2 separate regions of the Homo sapiens genome follow, and region 2 is linked to region 1. Evidence: chromatin loops called from intact Hi-C (ENCODE). Cell type or tissue: HCT116. All regions are shown on one strand. Each heading gives the region's core, and the rest is flanking DNA. Links, peaks and the distances in the headings are about the cores only. Region 1 overlaps LINC01482 (long intergenic non-protein coding RNA 1482). Region 2 overlaps FAM20A (FAM20A golgi associated secretory pathway pseudokinase).

The links. Hi-C counts contacts between places; a loop is a spot of excess contacts. Peaks named below come from ENCODE experiments on the same cell type or tissue, not always from the same donor. Only the 100,000 strongest peaks of a DNase experiment are listed, where the experiment ranks them.
Region 2: a loop joins it to region 1, with 2.1 times the contacts of the local background. A loop is called at or near these places in 2 of 110 quality-filtered maps.

What each region holds. Positions count from the first base shown.
Region 1 is chr17:68,667,185-68,678,612 of GRCh38, reverse strand. LINC01482 (long intergenic non-protein coding RNA 1482) reads right to left here. Exons shown (of 5, transcript NR_110825.1): 3 at 6,447-6,500; 4 at 1,248-1,664; 5 at 1-1,022. Among named protein-coding and RNA genes, the nearest start is that of LINC01482, 45 kb to the right of the region's middle. In HCT116, for the core only: no CTCF peak of the experiment used is centred there; no DNase peak of the experiment used is centred there; H3K27me3 peaks cover 471 bases.
Region 2 is chr17:68,570,477-68,581,904 of GRCh38, reverse strand. The region is part of intron 1 of FAM20A (FAM20A golgi associated secretory pathway pseudokinase); the gene reads left to right. Among named protein-coding and RNA genes, the nearest start is that of FAM20A, 25 kb to the left of the region's middle. In HCT116, for the core only: no CTCF peak of the experiment used is centred there; a DNase peak (open chromatin) is centred at 5,972.

The DNA.
Region 1 (11,428 bases), core at 1,815-9,814:
GATATAATTTGACTAGTCTGCCATGAAGTGCTCACCGACTCAGCTAGGCTTTGTCCCAACTTGCACTGACCTCCCTGCCCCCTAAGGATGCAGTCTGCTTGGCTCTCTTCCATTTTCCATGGTACAGGTACCCGACTGTCTCTTTCTGCTTAGCTCCACCTGCCCATTCTTTGTATAACAATAGCATCACAGTCAAACACAAACAAGAATATTGGCAAAATATCCTTATCCATATCCACATGGGCAAGAAAGTGATTAAAATGTCATTCAGTTGAGAATAAAGTTGCTTTAAAATGTAGTTGTTGGCTGGGCACAGGGGCTCATGCCTGTAATCCCAGCACTTTGGGAGGCCAAGACGACTGGATCACCTGAGGTCAGGAGGTCGAGACCAGCCTGGCCAACATGGTGAAACCCCATCTCTACTAAAAATACAAAAATTAGCTGTGAATGGTGGTGCATGCCTGTAATTCCAGCTACTTGGGAGGCTGAGGCACAAGAATCGCTTGAACCCAGGAGGTGGAAGTTGCAATGAGCCGAGATCGCGCCACTGCACTCCAGCCTAGGCAACAGAGCAAGGCTGTCTCAAAAAAAAAAACAATGAAAAAAATAAAAAATAAAACAAAAATAAAATATGGTTGTCTTAAGTTTTTACACATGCTGAAGAATTTGGAGCTTCATTCTGACCTTTTTCCATATACAAAGGAGCCTGAAAATTCTCCTAGACGTTTCATAAGAGTTTGCAGTATAGCAAGGATCTTGACTTGAACGGAAGCTGTGTTTCCCTGAGGTGTCAGGTATGTGAAGGTATCACTGGGGTCCAGTGAGCACATGAGATTGATCAAATAAAAGGTCTCAATCATTGGGAAATAAGAGGCCGTTTTTGGCATAGCGTGGGAGTCTGTCACTCAGATCAACTCTTCAAGAATTTATGCCCGGGTCCTAGGAAGAAGGGAGTCACAAGTGAAATGATGGGAATTCTATGACATGGTGAGGCCATGACAGCACTGGTCCGGAACCGAGGCCTGGGAACACACAATGGGAAGAGACAGGGGACCCTCTTAGATAGAAAACAGGAGCAACTTTGTTCCTCAGAGGTATGAGCAAATTAGCAGTGCCAACTTGTGTGCTTTGACTCTCTCAACCCAGACCCCATTTCTTTTAGAACACCTCCCCACCCCCATTCCTTATCTAGTCTTCAGAGATAATTGACAATCCATATCTATGGAGGATCACCACCCCTTTCTTACTTTTCCAGGAAGGATCCTTGAAGCACTTGAGTAGAAAGAGCACACATATTCAATGAGTCCTGCTCTGAAAACAGAGGGCCTCTAACATGGGACTCCAGACCCAGAAAGCCAGGAAGATAGTGCCAGGTTTGGGAAGAGGGATGGAGAATCCTGAGTTCCAGTCCTAGCTTTGCCACTGACAGATGGACGACTTAGGCAGGAAATTGCTTCCCCTCTCTGGGGCTTCTGTTATTTCGTACGGCTGCTTGCCATGAATCTCCTCCAGGGGACTCTCTGGGTCTGGAATTCATTCTTTTGAAAGGTAGTCTGGGATCTCCAGGCTCTGGAAATACCTGCATGGCTGGGGAGCGACTGCACGGGAAGGTACAGGATTTCCCGAGTTCACAGTTGCAGACTCACTATGCCATGCAGGCTCATCTGCCACAGAAGTTGGAAAAAAGTGTCAAACATGCATCATCGTATATTCCCACATCATTCAGCTGATTTGCCTCCAATCCGGATCCAATGACCTGTCTTACTGCTCTGGGCTCCACTTTAAGGTGGAGAGTTTCGCATCTGGAAAGTGAACAGCCAGGGCCTGCAGGGAAGTTCATCATTCTTTTCAATTTGTTAAAATCATACCACCCCTATCTCCCTCCCTTCGGGGCTGGCCAGTCTTTCTCACCTTCCCTCCTGAAACTGCAAACAACATATATTCAGAAGCGAAGTGATAGATTAGTGCAATGAACTGAATGTTTGTGTCCTCCCCAAATTCACATGTTGAAACCCTAATCCCCAGTAGGATGGTTTTGGGAAGTGAGGCCTTTGGGAAGCAATCAGGTCATAAGGAGTGCTCATGAACAGGATTAGCGCCCTTATAAAAAGAGACTCCAGAGAGCTCTCTACCATCTTCCTGCCACATGAAAACACAATGAGAAGTTGACCATCTGTAACCCGGGAGAGGCCCTTACCAGAACCCAACCACGCCGGCACGCTGATCTCCGACTTCCAGCCTCCAGAACTATGAGAAACACATTTCTGTTGTTTATAAGACACTCAGTCTATGGTACTTTGTTACAGTACCCTTGGCAGACTAAAACAATCAATGGGTTATGATGCCTGAATGAGAAATAGAGCAGTTTAATTTGGAGCGAAGGGAAGTCAATGTGGGATCATTTTTGTAACAGGGAAGAACGAGCAGAGGACAGATCCTTCCTTATTTAACCACCTCCCATTCTTACCACTATGCTGTCCAGAGATGAAAATAGACAGTTAAATATTTGGTTAGTCAAGGAGGTGTTCACCCAGGAACAAAATCTCTTGTGTGTCATTTGCCTTAGTCCCCTAGATACTGACCTCCAGTCTCAAACAAAAGGAAATGAGGAACGGGAAAACGATGATAAGACAGGACTTGAACCTTAACTGCTGCTTCCTCAGGCCAGACGGAGCTGTCCTTAAATGCACTGTCCTACTGCTTGCTGGGTCACTGCTGTTATGTGCTTGCTGGCATTTGGGTCTGGTCTGGTATTGATTTAAGGGAAGGAAATAAGTCACAATTCCTTATGGGCAAAGATAATTGCAATGGGACTCGTTTTTCCTAACCAAAGTCTTTTCTTCATTGCCACTGGATTCAAAACGACTCCATCTCCACATTCTCCACCATGGCTGTCTCCCCAGAGTGGGCATTCCAGTCCCTGCCCTCTGGCCTTTAATGTGGCCATCAGCTAATCTTCGAAATCCTCCTCTTCCACCCTTCCCTAGATAGTTCCTGAGGCTTAAAAGAAATTTTTCCTTTAAAGCAACAACTCTATTGTCCAGATACAGGGCTTTGTACTTGCCTATTTGAAGTCTAATCTTTTCATTCATACTTTGATGAATAAAGTGGTCTATTATTTTTACATGTATAGAGAACTGGCCTAAAGGTACGGCCAACTCACAAGTTCTATTTGTAGACAATGGTAGTTGGTGAAGAATGTATCTATTCTCTCACAATGTTCCTTCCAGGCTGTAAGAAAAGCAAGTCTCAAACCAAATTTGTCCTATCGCATGGACATTTATTCAATAAATAATTATTGGCAAGCAGGCTCAACACAGTTCACGCAATCGTTTCCATAGACTCAAATGAACTTCCAGCTCTCTTTTGGGAACTATAAACATCACATTTATAGGACAAATTTTGTCAAGACAGACACAAAAACATACCAGAGGCAGGATTCAGTTACTCTCAGTTATCCTCGCAAGACTAGAAATGCTCCCAAGTCAGAGAATTAAGCCAAGGTCAGTGACCCAGCCTCAGGTTCATGGTCTAAGGGTACGTGTGACAATCTTGTAAGATGTTCATGCCCTGGTAATGGAAGGTAGTGGGTGTCTCTAAAATATTTTAGCCAACACACAAAACCTGAATGCTTTGATTTCTCCAATGAGAATGCATTTCTAATAATCGTTGTGCTAATTAACAAGCTATCATCTTCACCAATAAGAGTATTTCTAATATCACTCAAAGGAGTTAGCCAGCTTGCTTTAGGCAGACAGTAAGTGAAGGGTTCCCGGAGAAACTCCGACCCGTGTTTTGTGCAGATAAGGGAACTTGCACAGGGGGCTTGCCCTGCGCAACATGCCCGCAGTGGACTAAGGGCCTGCATGTGCACTGAAGGAATGCGGCAGAGCCACAAGGAATTCGCACCTTATACAACTAGGGAATCCAGCCCCATCAGCACGTATGTAAAAGCCCTTGTATTCAACTGTGAAGGGGACAACCAGGAACCTGCTTTCAGGACTTTTCTCTTTGCTGAGAGCTTTCCTTTTGCTTAATAAGTTCTACTTCACTCACTCTTCGAGTGTTCGCATGACTAATTTTTCCTGGTTGTGAGAGAAGAACCCGGACCTAGCTGAGCTAAGGAGAAAAAGATCCTGCATCATCACTATGCTATCTAGCAAAGCCTCGGATGTTGACCAAAATCTGGGTAACAGAGCACTGATAGTAACCGCATTGGGTATGGTACCTCTGACATAGCTAACTAGATATCCACACTCCCATCTCCATCTACCACCCTTTCCAATGTGAATTCTCATTTTGGGTGACTGGATGGATATAAAGTTAAAGCTTAAACTAACTGCCCATGCATAATTTTGCATAGTCTATGTTAAAATACTTTAAAGGAGAACATTGCAATGACTCCTTATAACTCAGCTTCTAAGTCACAGCCCAAATCAAGTCAATCCTAACTCCTTGAGTATTCTGCCTTACATATTATTTCATGTGCAATGCTGGATGCTTCCTATATCAAGTGTGTGCAGATGAAGAAAATACATGATGAATTTATAATGTTGTGGAGGCAAAGACATGTAAACGTATTATTTGAGGAGGGAGAAAACATGGAAGGATAAAACAGCAGCTAGTCACAAGACGTCAAATTGAAACATTGGCTTTGTGCTCTGCACATTTTTTAAAAATCTTAATCCAGTGACATCCTTGATATTAGAGGGCTATGGCTAGTTATGGGGACTGGTTAAGTTAAGGTATTAACCAACTGGATGAAAAGTATGTAGGTAAATTTTACTTCACATTTCAAAAAGTAAAATAATATGAAGAAAGGACATATTTAAGGGGAAAGATGAAGTGTTCTGTTTTATATGTTTTATTCATACTTTGGTGAATAAAGTGGTCTATTGTTTTTACATGTATAGAGAATTGGCCTAAAGGTTATGCCCAACTCACAAGTTCTATTTGTAGATAATGGTAGCTGGTGAAGAATGTATCTATTCTCTCACAATATTCCTTCCAGGCTGCAGGAAGGAACTATATGTGTTTTCTATGGAATATGGAAATGTTAGAGTCCAATGGATATTTGGATATGTAGAAGGAGACATTTTTTTCTGATTGGATAAACATAAGTTTTAATGCCAAAGAGAAGCAGTGTGTAAAAAGATAGAGAATGTAGGGGAATTTGAAGGTCAAGCACAGAAATTCCAGAGGACACAGGGTAAGGCTGAGTGGGAGAGAAAGAAAGGAAGAGCCAAGTGAGAGGAACAGTATGTGTAGGAAGGTAGCAGAGCATCTGCAGCCACATGGCAGAGACCAAGGCTGATGGTAAAGTGAGACATGGTATGACGACCGCATCTCAAGGTCTCAAAAGAGCTAGGAGGTAAAGCAACTTCATGGCAGTGAAGGGGTGAGTTTGCACACTCAATGGCGGGCTAGTGTATAGGGGCAGCAATTTATCCAAAAGCCCTATTTATACAGGCCCTGCCCTTGATCTGGGCAAGGGAGCTCCATCAGGATAAGATGTGATCTCTTTCCCAATCACGAGTTCTCTGCCACAATTACCTTGCTGGTCCAGTTACCTGGTTTCTACCTGACTCAGGTAGGAACACTCCTTCTTTGAACGATTGGGTTTTCTAATCCTAAAAACCACACTTGTATACTCAGTGTCATTATAAATATGCACCCACACCCGGGATGTTCCTCCATCTATCCTAATGGATGACTACATCCAAGGAAATATCCAGAAGTTTAAGAGCACCCAAGAAAGCAAACTTACACACAGGTATACCTTCTCTTTAAGTGGTACCTACTTATGGTTTTATCTGATAAATGAAATCACTGCATAGCCATTTGTGAAAAATGTGGAAAATATAAAAAAAGCACAAAGGATAGAATTAAAATCGCCCATTATCTGTACTCCTCTCTCAGAAGTAACTACCATATTACCATTTAAAACCTACTTCCAGACTTTTTTCTTCACACAGATAACTTATACATTTTATTAAAATGGATCTATTTGCATAATCATATACTCTGAATGTTTTTCTATGTTAGGAAATATTCTTCTACTAAAATAATGTCAATGGCTGCATGGTACAGATTAATTTTCCAAGTTTTCATTTTTATGAAACAAATTGTGCTTATTATGCCTGTAAATAAGTTTTTGCAGAAATTTATTCTTACTTCCTTAAGATGGGTTCCTATATATGGAATTGATAAATGAAAGCATATGTGCATTCATAAAGCTTTCAAGACATCACCAAATTACTCTGCAGAAACTCTAATATTCCCCCCCCATCAGAGGTATGGGAAAGAACCTTATTCCCTGTTCCCAAACCTTCCAATATTAAAGAAGTTCAGCCATACCAAATACACAAAGTGGCTATTTGCATTACAGAAGAAGCAATAATTACTAAGTAGTCAAGGGCACGGACTTTAGAATCAGATCGTCCTACACTCAGATGTGTAGTTCTATCACTTCTTATGTGAGAGATTTCCACTGGGTTATTCTAAAAGAAAAAGAAAAATGCCTTATTAAGGTATAATCACCATACAATCAATTGAACATATTTAAAGTATACAATTTCAACCATAAGAGAGCTGGCATGGCATACTAACATCAGACTAAACAGACTTTAAGATGAAGTATACGAGTTGATAAGTTTTGACACATGTACACAACTCATGAAACCGTCACCACAATGAAGATTGCAAACACATCCATCCCCCTCAAAAGTTTCCTTTTGGAATTTCTCCTTCCTGGTCTTCTCCAGTCCCAGCCCCAAGCAAGCACAGATCTTTCCGTCACTACAGATGAGTTTATATTTTCTAGAGTTTTGTATAAATGCCACAAAATAGCATGTACTCTTTCACCTTGCTTCTTTCACTCAACATAGTTTATTTTGAGATTCATTTATGTTGTCACATATGTCAATAGGAAACTGGTGACATCAGGGTACAATTGAGACTGGGAAGGTCAAGTGACTCAATGAACAGCATGTAATCAGGGCTTGGATGTAATATCAGGAGAACTGCAGAAATGAGTGAGAGCTCAGGGTACAGTGGTGAGGGGTGGCAGGGATGGGGTGGAGGGCGACACGTTCGCAAGCAGAAGACAGGGCTGAAAATCAAGCCTCAGAGCAGGACTCTCTTAGGGTGCACGGAATCATGTGAGCTCAAATCCACCCTACGTCACCACAAAAAGCAAATCAGAGTAAGTCCCTGGCATCTGTAAGAGTCTTTGCTTGCCAAAGGGGCAATCAATCTAATTCTAATTAGAGAATTAGAATTAGAACTATCTATGGACTTGCCAGGAAAGGCCCTTAACACTCTGATATCCATTCATTTCTTTTCAAAAATGGAATTCTTTGTAATTGACTGAGTTGAAATCACTGGAGTTATTTGTATTAACAAGCCCATACACATCTGGGAATTTTGCTTTATTCTATTACAGCCTATACAATGCTAATAAACATGCATTTTCTTCCAGCCTCCGAGCTACTTAAGAAAAATTAAAAGGACATATTTCACTGCAAACAATCCTCTTTGAATTGACATGGCAATTCTAAAGCTTTCCCTCGGTCCCCAAAAGTAATTACACCCAGTCAGGGAAAATAAATCTTTGTTTTCTAATTATAGAACAGATGTTTTCCAGAAACAATTACCCCTAAGCCACTAGTAAAAATAATATAACAAATTGATCTTTGATTTAGGAAACAGCTGTGTGATTCTACCAGCAACAAACACTTATTAGAAGAAAAAAAAAGAGTTGCAATTTATATGAACCAAATGTATTTCACATTTCCTGATTTTCCCAATTTCCCAGAATTCTGAGATTCCAGGAATCAAGAGCAAGAGCCAGTCACTGCTGTTTCTTTGAAAGCAGTGGAAGCCTGGGGGGCACTTTACTTTGGCCGAAGAGGAATTTCATGAGCTCACTCCTGTTGGATCTCAGGACCCTCGGTACATCTTACCTATTATCTTCCCTGTAAAGGTACTAACAATTTTCTCCAGGGTGGTTCTGACCAATCATTCACTCAACACTCAACTTCACTGAGCATCTACCATCTCAGGCACAGTGTCACTGGCCTGCTCTAACCCTTTCAGAGGTTCCCCTGTTGCCTGGTAAACTAAGCTAAGCATCAGTGCCTCACCTGAGAATTGGAGACCCTCCACAACACACGTACTCCTAGCACCCTTTCTTTTTTTTTTTTTTTTTTTTGAGACAGAGTCTTGCTCTGTCGCCCAGGCTGGAGTGCAGTGGTGCGATCTCGGCTCATTGAAACCTCCGCCTCCCAGGTGCAAGAGATTCTCATGCCTCAGCCTCCCAAGTAGCTGGGATTACAGAGGCGTGCCACCTCGCCCAGCTAATTTTTGTATTTTTGTATTTTTTAGTAGAGATGGGGTTTCACCATGTTGGCCAGGCTGGTCTCGAAATCCTGATCTCAGGTGATCCACCCGCCTCGGCCCCCCAAAGTGCTGGGATTACAGGCGTGAGCCACCGTGCCCAGCTGTGCTTCTTGCACCCTTTCCTATTCTTAGCTTCCACTCCTCTGTGCTCTTCTTACCTCTACTACTTCCCACTTTAAGTTGACTTCCAAGCTAGAGATAGTCACATTTTATGCCAGAAATTTCTTTCTTCAATTAACATATCTTAGGACCAATTGTCCTGCAGGAACATATATAATGTTTGGAGTATATACAGTTAAAAGCAAAATTATTCTTACAGATATGTAGCCATCAGTTTCCTCATTTTCACCATAATTTTGTCCAATTACAGAATTTTGTGAACCTAAGGTGTACCTACCATACTCTGTTTTATTTTTTCTCAACATTAGCTCTAATGCATTCTTCTAAATTACTATTACAGTTATCATAACCACTGCTTGGTCTCCTTCAGGCATTTTAATACATCTAGCTTTCCAAAGTTATTGACATTTTTAGGCACATTTTTTGTATCAGGCTTAGCACCTGCACAAAATAAAAGTCTAGATAATATTATTTCACACTATATAAAAGATTTAAAAATTATAATAACTGTAAATATTAAAATGGCAACACAGCAATCACCACGATCAGAATTTTCAATACCCATAAACAACAGATTGGTATCTGGACTAAATAATAGTGATGTGGAATAGTGAGTATTTTGCTTAACCAGGAAAAGATGCATCAACGTTTCACAAAAATTCAAACACATTTTATTATTCACTCAGCCCTCCAGCTTGGAAGTTATAGAATAAATTGGCTTTTTTTATTTGAGAAATGAGAATAATTCCACATTTGTACAGTAAATGAAACTCCATTAATATACCTATGCATCATATTTTCAAATTCCTCTAACTCAGGCTCACGTAAAATGAAACCACTTTGAAATTTTCTCCCTTAAATGTCCTCCCTCCTTCTCCCAACAATTTAGACCTGTCAGAATCTCACCAGTGTTTAAAGCCTAGATGACACAGAATTAATTTGCTTGTTGCTTAAATCCAGTAACATCTGAACTTCTATTACAGTAGTGTCTTATGTGAATGTGTCTGCTTTTCTTATCTCTTCCTATTCCTCCTTAGACTAGCTATTCCTTACAGACAACTAAGAAGTATCATACAGTTAGAGCCCTTAAACAGTTAGCACACAGCGCTTGATTGAGGAGGTGTTGAGGAAGTTTGCTGCCAGGTGTAGACCCAACCATGGGATTGCTGGATCACAGAACAGTTTTGGTTTTAATTTTTAAATTTTAATTTAACACCATACTGTTTTCCATAATGGCTATACTAATTTGCATTCCCACCAGCAGTATATAAAGGTTCCTTTTTCTCCACATCCTCACCAATACCTGTCATCTTTTCATGTCTTTGATAGTAGCAATTCTGACTAAGGTGATAGCTCACTGTAATTTTGATGTGCATTTCCCTGATAATTAGCAATGTTGATCATTTTTTCATACACCTGTTGGCCATTTGTATGTCTTCTTTTGAGAAATATCTATTCAGGTATTTTGTCCATTTTTTTAATTGGCTTATTTGGTTTTTTGTTGTTGAGTTGTTTGAGTCTTTATTTTATGTTTTTTCTCTGAAATGGGATCTTGCTCTGTCACCCAGGCTAGAGTGCAGTGGCACCATCATAGCTCACTGTAGCCTCCAACTCCTGGGTTCAACTGATTCTTCCGCCTCAGCCTCCCAAATAACTGGAACCACAGGTGCATGCCACTTCACTTGGCTAATCTTTAAATTTTTTGTAGAGATAGGGTCTCACTTTGTTCGCTGGTCTCAAACTCCTGGCTTCAAGCGATCATTCCACCTCAGACTGCCAGAGTGCTGGGATTACAAACATGAGCCACCACACCCAGCCTTGGATATTAACCCTTCATCAGATGTATAGTTTGCAAATATATTCTCCCATTCCGTAGGTTGTCTCTTTGCTCTGTTGATTGTTTTCCTTCCTGTGCAGAAGCTTCTTAGTTTGATTTAATTCCATTTGTATATATTTGCTTTTGTTGCCCATATTTTTGAGGTTTTATCCAAAAAAAATCCAAGGGAAATGAAATCAATATATAGAAGAGATATTTGTACCTCATGTTTATTGCAGCATTATTCACAATAGCCAAGATATGGAATCAACCTAAATTTCCATCAGTGGATGAATGGATGTAGAAACTGTGGCATATATACACAATGGAATATTATATACAGCCATAAAGCAGAATGAAATCCTGTCATCTGAGACAACATGGATGAACCCGGAAGACAATATGTTAAGTAAAATAAGCCAAGCACAGAAAAACAAATACCTCATGATCTCACTCATGTAGACTCTAAAACGTTGTTCTCATAGAAGTAGAGGGTATAACAGTGATTAACAGATAATAGGGAGTGGGGGGTGATGGAGAGAGATTGGTCAATGGGTACAAAACTTCAGTTACAAAGCAGAAATAAGTTCTGGTGTTCTATTGCATAGTAGCATAGTAGGATGACTACAGTTAATAATAATGCATTGTATATTTCAAAATAGCTAGCAAAGAGAATTTTGAATGTTCTCATCACAAAGAAATGATAACTGTTTAAGGTGATAGATATGTTAATTACCCTGATTCAATTAACACAATGTATACACCTATTGAAACATCACATTCTACCCCATAATTATATACAACTACTATGTGTCAACCATAAATTGAAAAAATAGAAACAAAAGAAAAAAATTGCTTTTCATTGAATCAAATATTAAATCAATGTTAATGACTAGTCTCCAAATGATCTAGCCTCAAAACTGTTTTTTTTGGTTCAGTCAGCAATAGTGAAAAATCATATATTTTCTAAGAAATAAGATTTGTTATAGTTTTAGTTTCCTAGGGCTGCCATGCAAAGTACCAAAACCTGGGTGACTTAGAACAACAGAAGTCTATTATCTCAAAGGTCTAATATCCAGCATCTATAAGGAA
Region 2 (11,428 bases), core at 1,072-9,071, 96 kb after region 1:
ACAGAGTATGTTACACAAGAAACTGGATTTTGGCTGGGCACAGTGGCTCCCACCTGTAATCCCAGCACTTTGGGAGGCCAAAGCAGGCAGATCACGAGGCCAGGAGATCGAGACCATCCTGGCCAACATGGTGAAACCCTGTCTCTACTAAAAATACAAAAATTAGCCGGGCATGGTGGTGCACACCTGTAGTCCCAGCTACTCAGGAGGCTGAGGCAAGACAATCGCTTAAACCCGGGAGGCGGAGGCTGCAGTGAGCAGAGATCACACCACTGAACTCCAGCCTGGGCAACAGAGTGAGACTCTGTCAAAAAAAAAAAAAAGGAAAAAAGAAAGAGAGAGAGAGGAAAGAAAGAAAGAAAAGAAAAGAAAGAAAGAGAAAGAAAGGAGAGAAAGAGAAAGAAGAAAGAAAGAAAAAGAAAGAAAGAAAGAAAGAAAGAAAGGAAAGAAAGAAAAGAAAAAAAGAAAAGAAAGAAAGAAAAGAGAAAAAGAAAGAAAGAAAGAAAGAAAGAAAGAAAGAAAGAAAGAAAGAAAGAAAGAAAGAAAGAAAGAAAAACTGCATTTCGGAGATACCTTTTCAACTCCAGAGCCGAAACTCAACACTGAGTTTAACTTTATTTCATGTCTGAGCCTGAGTCCTGGAAACCAATTTGAGAAGAGATTTGTGTCCAGGAGGCTTAGTGAGCCATGCTGTCACAGTACACCCCTTTGCATCAGGGCCCAGAGATTATCGAGGCAGAATTACTCCCAGTACCCTGCTCTGGAAGTATAGGTTGCTTTCTCTTTCTGGAGGGCAAGTTGGCAATAAGCATCAGACGTTTTAAAAGTTATCCAACTCATCCCTCCTTATGCACCATAGTTTTTTATTTTTATACAAAAGTTTTTTGGTCTTCCTAATCAGGGGGAAAAATCATTATTGGTGGAGTATCTTACACATATTCAGATGTCATACTCGGGTGTCATCGCAACGCTGCCTTGTACTAGCAGTGCCACCTTGGAGGTGTCATTTTTGCTGCCTATATCTGGTTCCCATATGTTTACAATGGTGGTAATAATAATAATACTGACCTTATGAGGAGTTTCTGTGGGGGTGAAATGAGTTAAAAGAGCAAAGTGCTTAAAACTGCCTGGCCCCATGTGAGTGCCACATAAGAGGTAGTTAGCTATTTTCCTCATTCACACTGTAGGCCCATTTTGGGACACTGGTTCCTCTTGAGTCTGATTTTTGCTCACCAAGGCAGAAGTCCAGGTGGTTTCCACCCTGGGACAATCCATGATATGCCCCTTCTCATTCAAGTCCCTTCCAGTTCGGGGCCACTCCAGCTCAGAAGCCCCATGCCCCTCTCTGGGCGGGTTTTACTTAAGTGCTGAGCCAGGGCTGTGGTTCTATGAGGTCAGGATAAGGTTAAGGACACAGTTAGCTGGAGTGGAAACAAGAGGTGCATTGCAACATAGCATAAAACCAGCTCCCAGAAGAGGAAGCAATTGTATTTTAACGAGAAAGGAATGAGTTTTTGTCGGGAAACCAGCCCATTTCGGGAAACCAGCCCATTTCGCAAAAATCTCAGTAAAATCTTGGTACAGTCATTGCTTTCTCAACAGCAAACAGTTAATCAGGTTCTGTGTCTCCCCCCACCCACCACCACCATGATCTTTAAGAAGGCTCCAAGGAAATTCAAATTAAATTCTTGACAAAGCATTCGTTTCTCTGCAGCCACTGTGGAAGAGCAGAAAAAGCTCAGGTCACAACCCTGGCTTTTATTCCTCCTTTCCACTTATTATGTTGTTACTTCCACTTTGTGGACCTTAGTTTCTTTAAGAGCTTGAGGAGAGGAGAATAAGACAATAAATGGAAATAACCTAAAATGCCTTTATAATGAGATTTATGCAAATGCAAACTATTAATAGTATTAAATCAAAAGACACATCCTATGTTCAATAAGTACCAAGAGGCTGTGGCAGAGGCATTTTCTGCTCACCAAAGTCCACTTGTTCTCCCGTGTGTTCCAGCCCCCAGCAGTTAGTTGGGGTCATGTGACTAGTCCTGGACAATGGGTTATCAGTTGATGTGATCTGCGTCGCTTCCCAAAGCATTGAAGAGCCAGCACTTCATCTTCCAGTTCCTCTCTTTTCTTGCCCTGATGACTGTGAAGACCATTTGTTGGGATCTTGGTGTGTTCATCAAGCTGGGTCCCTGAGTCAGTGTGTGGAGCAGAATCCCTACTGACCTTCACGAGACAAGTAGCATGAGTGAGAAATAAGCTCTTGTTTTGAAAAGCCACTCCGATTTCAGGATTAAGCTGTTGCTCTAACAGAACCTACCCTACTCTCACTCAATAGGTAAATGAATTCAGATGGATTTTGCTCTACAAACTCAAAAATCAAAGTAACATAGCATTGGTTTATTTTTCAAAAGTCCAATCACTTTGGACTCTAGGCCCTCTTTTCTGTTTGGTTGGCTAGAAATTTAGTCTGAGTCATCACTGGAGCTCCTTACCCCAAGCCCCTCATGTTGGGTCAATGTCCTTAGGGTGTCTGGGAGCACATTTGAGGAGGACCCATAGTCCATGTTCCATCACCTGGTCTCGTGCAGGTGGGTGGCACTGTTGGTTCTGCATCAAGTTCAAGCACAGGATTATTGGCTGAGACTCGGTTTCTGGTGCCTAAAATGAGTCTTTCTCTGCACACACCTAACCGTTCCCCAGCACATTGGATCACCTCCAAGAAACAGGCCAGACACAGACCCCAGTCAACTCTCCTTTCCTAACCTTGGAGTCTCTTCATGCTTCCCCAAAATTCTGTGCTTCTTTATGCACTTTCACATTCTCTGTTAAATCCCCCTGCCTAGCAAATGCCTTCACTGAGCCTAGACATGTTTTTTTTTTTTTTTTGAAACAGAGTCTCGCTCTGTCACCAGGCTGGAGTGCAGTGGCGCGATCTCTGCTCATTGCAACCTCTGCCTCCCGGGTTCAAACAATTCTTCTACCTCAGCCTCCTGAATAGCTGGGACTACAGGCACCTGCCACCACGCCCAGTAATTTTTTTTTTTTTTTTTTTTTTTTTTTTGGTATTTTTAGTAGAGACAGGGTTTCACCATGTTCACCAGGATGGTCTCGATCTCTTGACCTTGTGATCCGCCTGCCTCGGCCTCCCAAAGTGCTGGGATTACAGGCATGAGCCACTGCACCTGGCCGAGCCTAGACATTTTTAAAAATCCAAGGAAGGAGTGAGAGAAGCCTGGCTACCTGTCTAAACTTCCCCTTGGTCCTGGATCCTAAAAACACTCTGAGGCAAGGAACACAAAGGCCCAGCTATCTTCTGAGAACAGGGGTGGGTAAAATTCCGGAAGAACAAAAAACACATTAATATCTCAATAAATTATCCTACCACATGGGTGACTGGTCATGCTGAGGAGGAAAGGAGGCCAACATTTGCTATCATTCTCTTGGTTTGCAAATCAGGTGGAAAAATAATACCACGCAAATTAGCACTAGCTCACAGGCCAAGGACTTGAAAGAATTTAATCTGAGTGAGCCACAAGGAAATTTGCTTATGAACCATGAAAATATGTGCCCCAGCCTAACCCCGTATTGTACCCACCTACATGCAGATTCCCCAACATTCAAATCCATCTCTCTTTCAAATGCCCATGCCTGTATGATAGGCAGTAAGGCAGAATTCAGACACTTTTGAAAATAAATATATTCTGGTAAACCTTTGATTATTAGAGGACCCAGGGGGTGGATTTTTAAAGCTCCTGCTTTGTCTTGGTTCTCTCAGAGTATTGCCTTTACACCACGTTTCTTCTTTTTGCATTCAGGAAAATGGTAGAGGAAAGAGAGGACACCTGTCTATCCAATGTCACTTGCTAATAGTGTGCGTGTGTGTGTGTGTGTGTGGTGTGTGAAATATATATTTATTTATTTTAGGATTACACAGTTGGAAGATTGAAAAGCACCACAATGATGACATTTAAATAAATCAATATTGCATCTTTTGCAACTAACACGTGTGTTAGTGTTTTATCAATATGCTTGTTAGGTTGGTAGAAGTCTGACAACTAAATGCTTGCTGACTCAAATTGGTTTTCTTTTTTTAAACAATTAAGTAACATTTTTAATTTTTGGCTGTGCAGAAGCTATAGAAGGAGTGGAGAGGCTCTGAGGAAGGCTTTTACGCGTCTATGGAAAATATTAAATTACACCGAGTGCAAAATCCATCAGAGCAATTTTCAGGCCATCATCAGAGGATTAAGTGCTTTATTTGCTCATTATTCTATGGCTCTAGCCCAGGATTTCTAACTCAGCATTACTGACATTTGGGGCCAGATCATTTTCTCTTGTGCAGAGCTGTCCTTTGCATTGGAGAATGTTTACAACAGCCCTCAGCACTCTCCCCACCAACTATGACAACCAAATATGTCTCCAAACATTGCCAAATGTCCCCTGAGGGGTAAAATCGCCCCCAGTGGCGAACCACTGGTCTACAGCAGGGAGGCAACAGTTCTGCAGAAAGGGAGATTCTGCAGCTGCAAGGCCCCTGTGCTGCGTGAATCATCACATCACAATTAGGTTGAGGAGCTCCGCAGTCCAGCTTTAATATTTCATGTTTCCCAAAATGTGTCATGTACCATGCAGAATAGAGGGGAATTGGTGTGTGCTACGTAAGGAAATGGTTTAAGAGATGTCCTCTGAGCAGGAGCCGTCATGGCAGGACTTCTGCAAGCCTTGACTGTCTTTCTGCACATGGTCACTCCCCTCAGAGTGGTCACCGTTGGCAGCTCTTTCTAAGTTTATTTGTGTGGAGCTAGATGTTTTGGATCTTAGCTCTATAGCCAAAACAAGAATCTGGGAAACTTGGCCCGGATAGAAGGCATCTGCTAGTTCCCTGACTGGACTCTGGGGACTCTTAGATGAGGGATCATTCTTTCATTCTTCTCCAGGGTGTCTGAAAGTTGTTGTGAGGGTAGATAAGCAGACTTTTTACTATAGACAGAGTCCCAGCTCCTAGAATGTCCCTCCTGGCCTGCCCTAGGCAACTAGCTCAGCCTGGGGCCATTTTGACTCAGAGCTGTTAGGCTATTCAAAATGAACAGGGCTGAGCAAAATCAACAGGGCAAGTCTAGCCACTTTGATAAAACCATTTAAAACAATCATATTTTGATTCCTAATTTTTTCTCAGATTTGCTCATCAGTTAAGCAAGTCGTTTTGTCCCTAGGTCCCCAACTACATGTAACTAACGTTTTCTGTAGTACCCACCACTAAGTGTCTGAAAGGTGTCTACAGCGAGGATCTCCCTGCCCAGACTGAGCACCCTCACAGCATTTATGGACTTACAGGTCTCTCTCCCTGGGGAGGAGGCTGGGACAGTCAGAAGGGAGCCTTGGGCTCAGGGCTGCAGCATGAGGAGCCAGGAGGTGCCAGATGGACCATGATGCAGTCAGCACGTAGGGTCATGATGAAGAGCTTGGCCTAGGAAGCCAGTCGGCCAGGTCCAAATCACTGCACTGTGCCTGCCACTCACCAGGCAGGTGACCTTGAGCTAGCTCAAGTCAGTCTCCTCATCTATAAAATGGGCTAACAATGGACCTGTCTTATGGGGCTGTTGTGAAGAGTCATGAGCCAGCACATGTGAAGTCTTCATAAAAGGTGCTGGCAGAGAGCCATGGCTCCAGAAATGGTGACAATTATTACATGTGAGGTGTGGGGGATTGAAGCAAAGAGTGCTTGAGGCAGGTATGGGGGCAGGGTCTAGAGAGCCAGAGAGGACCATGGCACTACGAATTTGGAGCTGGCTGAGCACTGGGCTTTTGTACTCTTATGGGAGCTTGTTCCATTGGCTGGCCAGACCCATTTAAAGGGCTCAGCATGCAGCCAAGTTTCAGAATTCGGGATGAGATGAAGAAGCAAGAACCTCTCTCCAGCCTAACACCATCCACTTCCCCAGGGTTAGCTCCTGGGCAAGGGAAAGGCCATTCTTAGGGGGCGCCCTTTGGACTTGGTTCTCAGAAACAGCAGTGCCTAAACATCACGCCCTGCCCGGTGGCAGCTGTAACTGCCAATGGCTGATTATGTGTGTGTGTGTGTGTGTGTGTGTGTGTGTGTGTGTGTGTATAATATAAAATATACAATATATAAAATATAAAATATATATAATATATAAAATATATAATATATAAAATATAAAATATATAATATATAATATATATAATATAAAATATAAAAATATAATATATAAATATAAAATATATATAAAATATAATATTCTATATTATATTTTATATATAATATAGAATATATTATATATAATGTATAAAATATAGAATATATTATATAATATATAAAATATATATTATATAATATATAAAATATATATTATATAATATATAAAATATATAATATCTAATATCTATAATATATAATATATAAAATATATTATATATAATATATAAAATATATAATATATAAAATATATAATATATATAAAGTGAAGACATATATATATAAAATATATATATATATGTAAAGTAAAGTGAACCTGTGTTGGCCAGGTTGGTCTTGAACTCTTGGCCTCAGGCAATCCTCCTGCCTTGGACTCTCAAAGTGCTAAGATTACAGGCATGAGCCACTGTGCCTGGCCTGCTTGTATATTTGTAAAAGCCACCAGAACACATTATTACAAACTGACTGGCCTAAAACAACATAAATTTATTGTCTTACATTTCTGGAGGCCAGAAGTCCAAGCTCAAGATGTATGCAAGGCTGTGTCCCCTCCTGAGGCTCTAGGCGAGAATCCATTTCTTATCTCTTTCAGCTTCTGGTGACTCCAGGAATTTCTTTTTTAAAAAAATATTGATACATAATAGTTGTACCTATCGACTAGTGGCCACCTCATGCCAGTCTCTGCCTCTGTGGTCACATTGCCTCATCCTCTTTTCTCTGTCTTCTTGTCTATGTGTCTGTTTTATAAGGGTTCTTGTAATTACATGTAGGGCCCACCCAAATAACCCAGGATCATCTCTCCATCTCAAGATTCTTACTTTAATCATATCTGCCAGCCCATCTGGACACATAGGGTATGTACAAGCCCAGAGATTAAGACGCAGATCTCTTTGGGGGCACCATTATTCAGCCTACCCCAGGGACCATCCTAGGGAATGCCAAATAGAGCTCTTGACTTCACCTTGGTAAGCAGAACTCAGGTAACTGGGAAATTAAGCAGAAGTTGGAAATAATTCTTCACAGTATTCCTTCCCCTTTGTAAAGGATAAAGTTACCAGTACTGAGTCCCAGAAGTCACAGTAACAATAACTCACATGATGTTACGGTTTGAATGCTTGTCTTCTCCAAAATTCATGTTAAAACTTAATCTCCAATGTGGCAATGTTGAGAAGTGGGGTCCTTAAGAGGTGATTGAGTTATGAGGGCTCTACTGTCATGAATGGATTAACTCATTTATGGATCCATGGATTAACAGATTAACGGGTTATCGTGGGAGTGGGTCTCATGGTGCTATAAGAAGAGGAAAGGAAACCGGAGCTAGCACACTCAGCCCCCTCGCCATGTGATGCCCTGCACCACCTCAGAACTCTGCAGAGGATCGCTTAGGCCTAGGAGTTTGAGACCAGCCTGGGCAACATAGGGAGATCCTGTCTCTATAAAAATAAACAAAATTAGCCGGGCATGGTGGCACACGCCTGTGGTCCCAGTTACTTGGGAGGCTGAGGTGGGAGGATCACTTGGGCCTAGAAGGTTGAGGCTGCAATGAGCCATGATAGCTCCACTGCAGTACAGCCTGAGTGACAGAGTGAGACCCTGTCTCAAAAAAAAGAACTCTAGAGAGAGTTCCCACCACCAAGAAGGGTCTCATCAGATATGCCCCTCAACCTTGGACTTCCCAGCCTCTAAAACTGTAAGAAATAAATGTGGTCAGGTGTGGTGGCTCACACCTGTAATCCTAGCACTTTGGGAGGCTGAGGCAGGCGGATCACCTGAGGTCAGAAGTTCAAGACCAGCCTGGCCAACATGGTGAAACTCTGTGTCTACTAAAAATACCAAAAAAATTAGCTGGGCTGGGCATGGTGGCTGGCACCTGTATTCCCAGCTACTTGGGAGGCTGAATCACTTCAACCCAGGAGGCAGAGGTTGCAGTGAGCCAAGATCACACCACTGCACTCCAGCTTGGGCGACAAGAGCTTAACTCTGTTGAAAGAAAAAAAAAGAGAAAAGAAAGAAAGAAAAGAAAGGAAGAAAGGAAGAAAGAAAGGAGGGAAGGAGGGAGGGAAGGAAGGAAGAAAAGAGAGAGAAAGAAAGGAAAGAAAGGAAGGAAAGAAGGAAAAGAGAAAGAGAGGGAAAGAAAGGAAAGAAAGGAAGGAAGGAAGGAAAGAAGGAAAAGAGAAAGAGAGAGAAAGAAAGGAAAGAAAGAAAGAGAAAGAAAGAAAGAAAGAAGAAAGAAAGAAAGAAAGAAAGAGAAAGGAAAGAAAGGGAAAGGGAGAAGTGTTATTTCTTATAAATTGCCCAGTTTCAAGTATTTTGTTATAAAGCAACAAAAAACAGGCTAAGAAACATAAACTTTAATTCATTTAATCCTCACTAAAATTCTATAAGGTGGGTACATTTATTATCCTGACTTTTCACATGAGGTGAGGCGCAGAGAGGTTAGATAACTTGCCCTAGGTCACACAGCTGTGAGTGGCAGAGCCAGGACTCGGGATGAGGGATCTGCCTCTCCCACCCTTTCCCCTTTCTAGATTCACAAACCCATCACTAATGGTGACTCTGATTTACAGATACAGCAGCATTTACCACCTATCACCTGCTCCTTAAAATCAAGCTTTGATTCATGAGCTAGCTGAAGCAGATAATCTTTCAGGGCTGGAAGGACAGCCTCCAAAGCGGGGGTGCATTTCTCTTTGGGGAGGTGACATGAGAAGGAATTGGGAGCTCACTTTGGGGTCTAGCAGATCACTGCAGCTCCGGCCCACTCACATTGCCTCAGAGCTTTGTTTGGACTTCCCTTGGCCTCTAGGACACAGAGATAAATGGGCGAGGAGGCAGATGAACAGAAAGGGAAGCAATGAGAAATATGTTTTTTGAGCCCATGAGATGGAGCGGTGGGAAGAAGTCAGTCAACAATTCTTAAAACAAAAATAAATAAATAAATAAATAAAATTAAAAAGAAAACAGAAACAATTCTTCAGCCTGCTTATGACAACCCATAGAATTCTGATGATGAGTCAGCTCGTTCTGCTGAAGATGCATTTTGGGGAGAGTTGATCGTTCTGCATAATTCTATCATGAACACAGGCAGCCGGCACAAACGCAGTGCTGAGGTTTCAGAAATGAAGCCCATTCCAACAGTGAACACCAAAAAGCCATTTCCAAAAGCCCATGCCCTTCTTGGCCCAGTTACTACTACTCAGTGTTACTGCTCTGATGGTCTCATACTCAGAAACTGGTTAGAAGAATCAAGAAAGTCCATTGGATAAGGACCCAGACTTAATGTCTCTGAAAGTGCTCAACAAATACGCCTGGATTGTGAATTGCACAATTGCCTGTCAGAGGCAGATTTACCATGAAGCTGATGAAGCCTCAGCCCACTTCCCCTCACTTCCCCTGTGGGTGCTGAATGCTGTGGAGTTGAGAAGGGAGCCAGGTTATGATCAAGAAATATTTCTACATACAGCTGGGCACTGTGGCTTACACCTGTAATCCCAGTACTTTGGGAAGTCAAGGCAGGTGAATGGCTTGAGCCCAGGAGTCCAAGACCAGCCTGGGCAACATGGAAAAACCCTGTCTCTACAAAGAAATAAAAATAAAAATAATAGCCAGTTGTAGTGGAATGCACCTATATTCCCTGCTACATATATATATATATATATATATATATATATATATATATATATATATATATATATGTATGTATATACACACACATATATATACACACACACACATATATATATTTCTACATAAGTTTGATATCTCAGAAAAAAGCCTTCAAGTCACCAGTAATTTATTGATTCTTTTTCATTCTAAATAAACCTTTACTCTCATACCTGGTTTTGTATTCGTAATTTTGTACTCTTTTGCTTAAAGATGGTCCTCCAAATTGTATTAGCTTCAGGTCTCACAAAACCTGAATCCTTCCGTGTCACAGGAGAAATAGAACAGTATGAAGGAGGATTCTTCCAAATTCATCACAGCCATGGGGAAAAAAAAGAAAAACAACCTTGAGAAAATGTTCTTTCTAGGACCCACGTCAAGGATAAGAACACTGAAAGAGACATATGGATCAAACAGATGCAAGATTTAATTTAAAAGCCGAGTGCTATAGAAGTTCACTATAATGCTTTTCTAATTGTCTGTGTGACAGAGTGCTCTTGGAAATGTATTAAATGAGTGAGACCAACCTTATGAACTCCATGGATAGAATTCAAGTGCAATTCCTGTGTCCAAGGGATTTTCTTCCTCAAGTTTTGATACTAGTGTTTTGGAGTATGATGGAGCTTTGGCAGCAGGAAACGTGTTCAAGCATCTAATAATCGGTTATTTATAGAATATTTACTGTGTGCATAGCACTCCTGAGTGCTCCTTCAAATACTGAGGAGGATGCAAAAGAAATCCAGGGTAGATCCTTGCCCTCAGGAAACTTAGAGTTTAACTGGGAAGAAAGCACATGGCTCCAGCTCTTTCATTGCTGTTCCATTTCTCTTCTGATGGTATAGCACAATGAGCAGTAAATTCAGTTTCCAACGAAGAGATTTTTCCTGAGTGCTGACAGCCCCTTTCTCATTTTCCTCTCACTATTTGGGATCCCAGGCACTGATGACCAGAGCTTCATGAACCTCTGCAGGTCAACCATCCTAACCCAGGTGATGGGACTGGGCGGACCCCATCATACCTCTCCATCTGACACAGTGCCTCCTAGAATTGCTCTGGAATGAACAGCTCCAGGAAATGTACAGGGGTTCAAATAATTAGAAAATACTTAATGGATTATCACCAAATTCCTCCCCAGGAGACCTCAGTATGAGCTCTCAAAACAGAAAGAGTGCCATTTCTCATAATAGCTTAGTAACCAGTGAATTTAGCAAAATATAAATTCTGTGGCATGCAATTTAAATAGCTATACTTGAGAGGACTTGGCATCACTACTTTTGGAGGAGAATGTGTGGCCAGATGCCAAAGGGAGACTAGTTATTTCAGCAGAAAGGACAGAAGTTATTTCTCATTATCATTTCGGTTCATCCTAACTCAGGAAAGCCCCAGGAAATTTAAGATGTGACAAAGTTGGAAAGAAGGAAGAATGGGAGGCAGGATTTCTGGAAATTTTAACATTATAGCAAACATATCCTATCCAGAGAGCATGCAAATCAACTTCTCCTATACTGGGCTTGAGTAAGCTTATGGTTCCCATTAGCTGTCT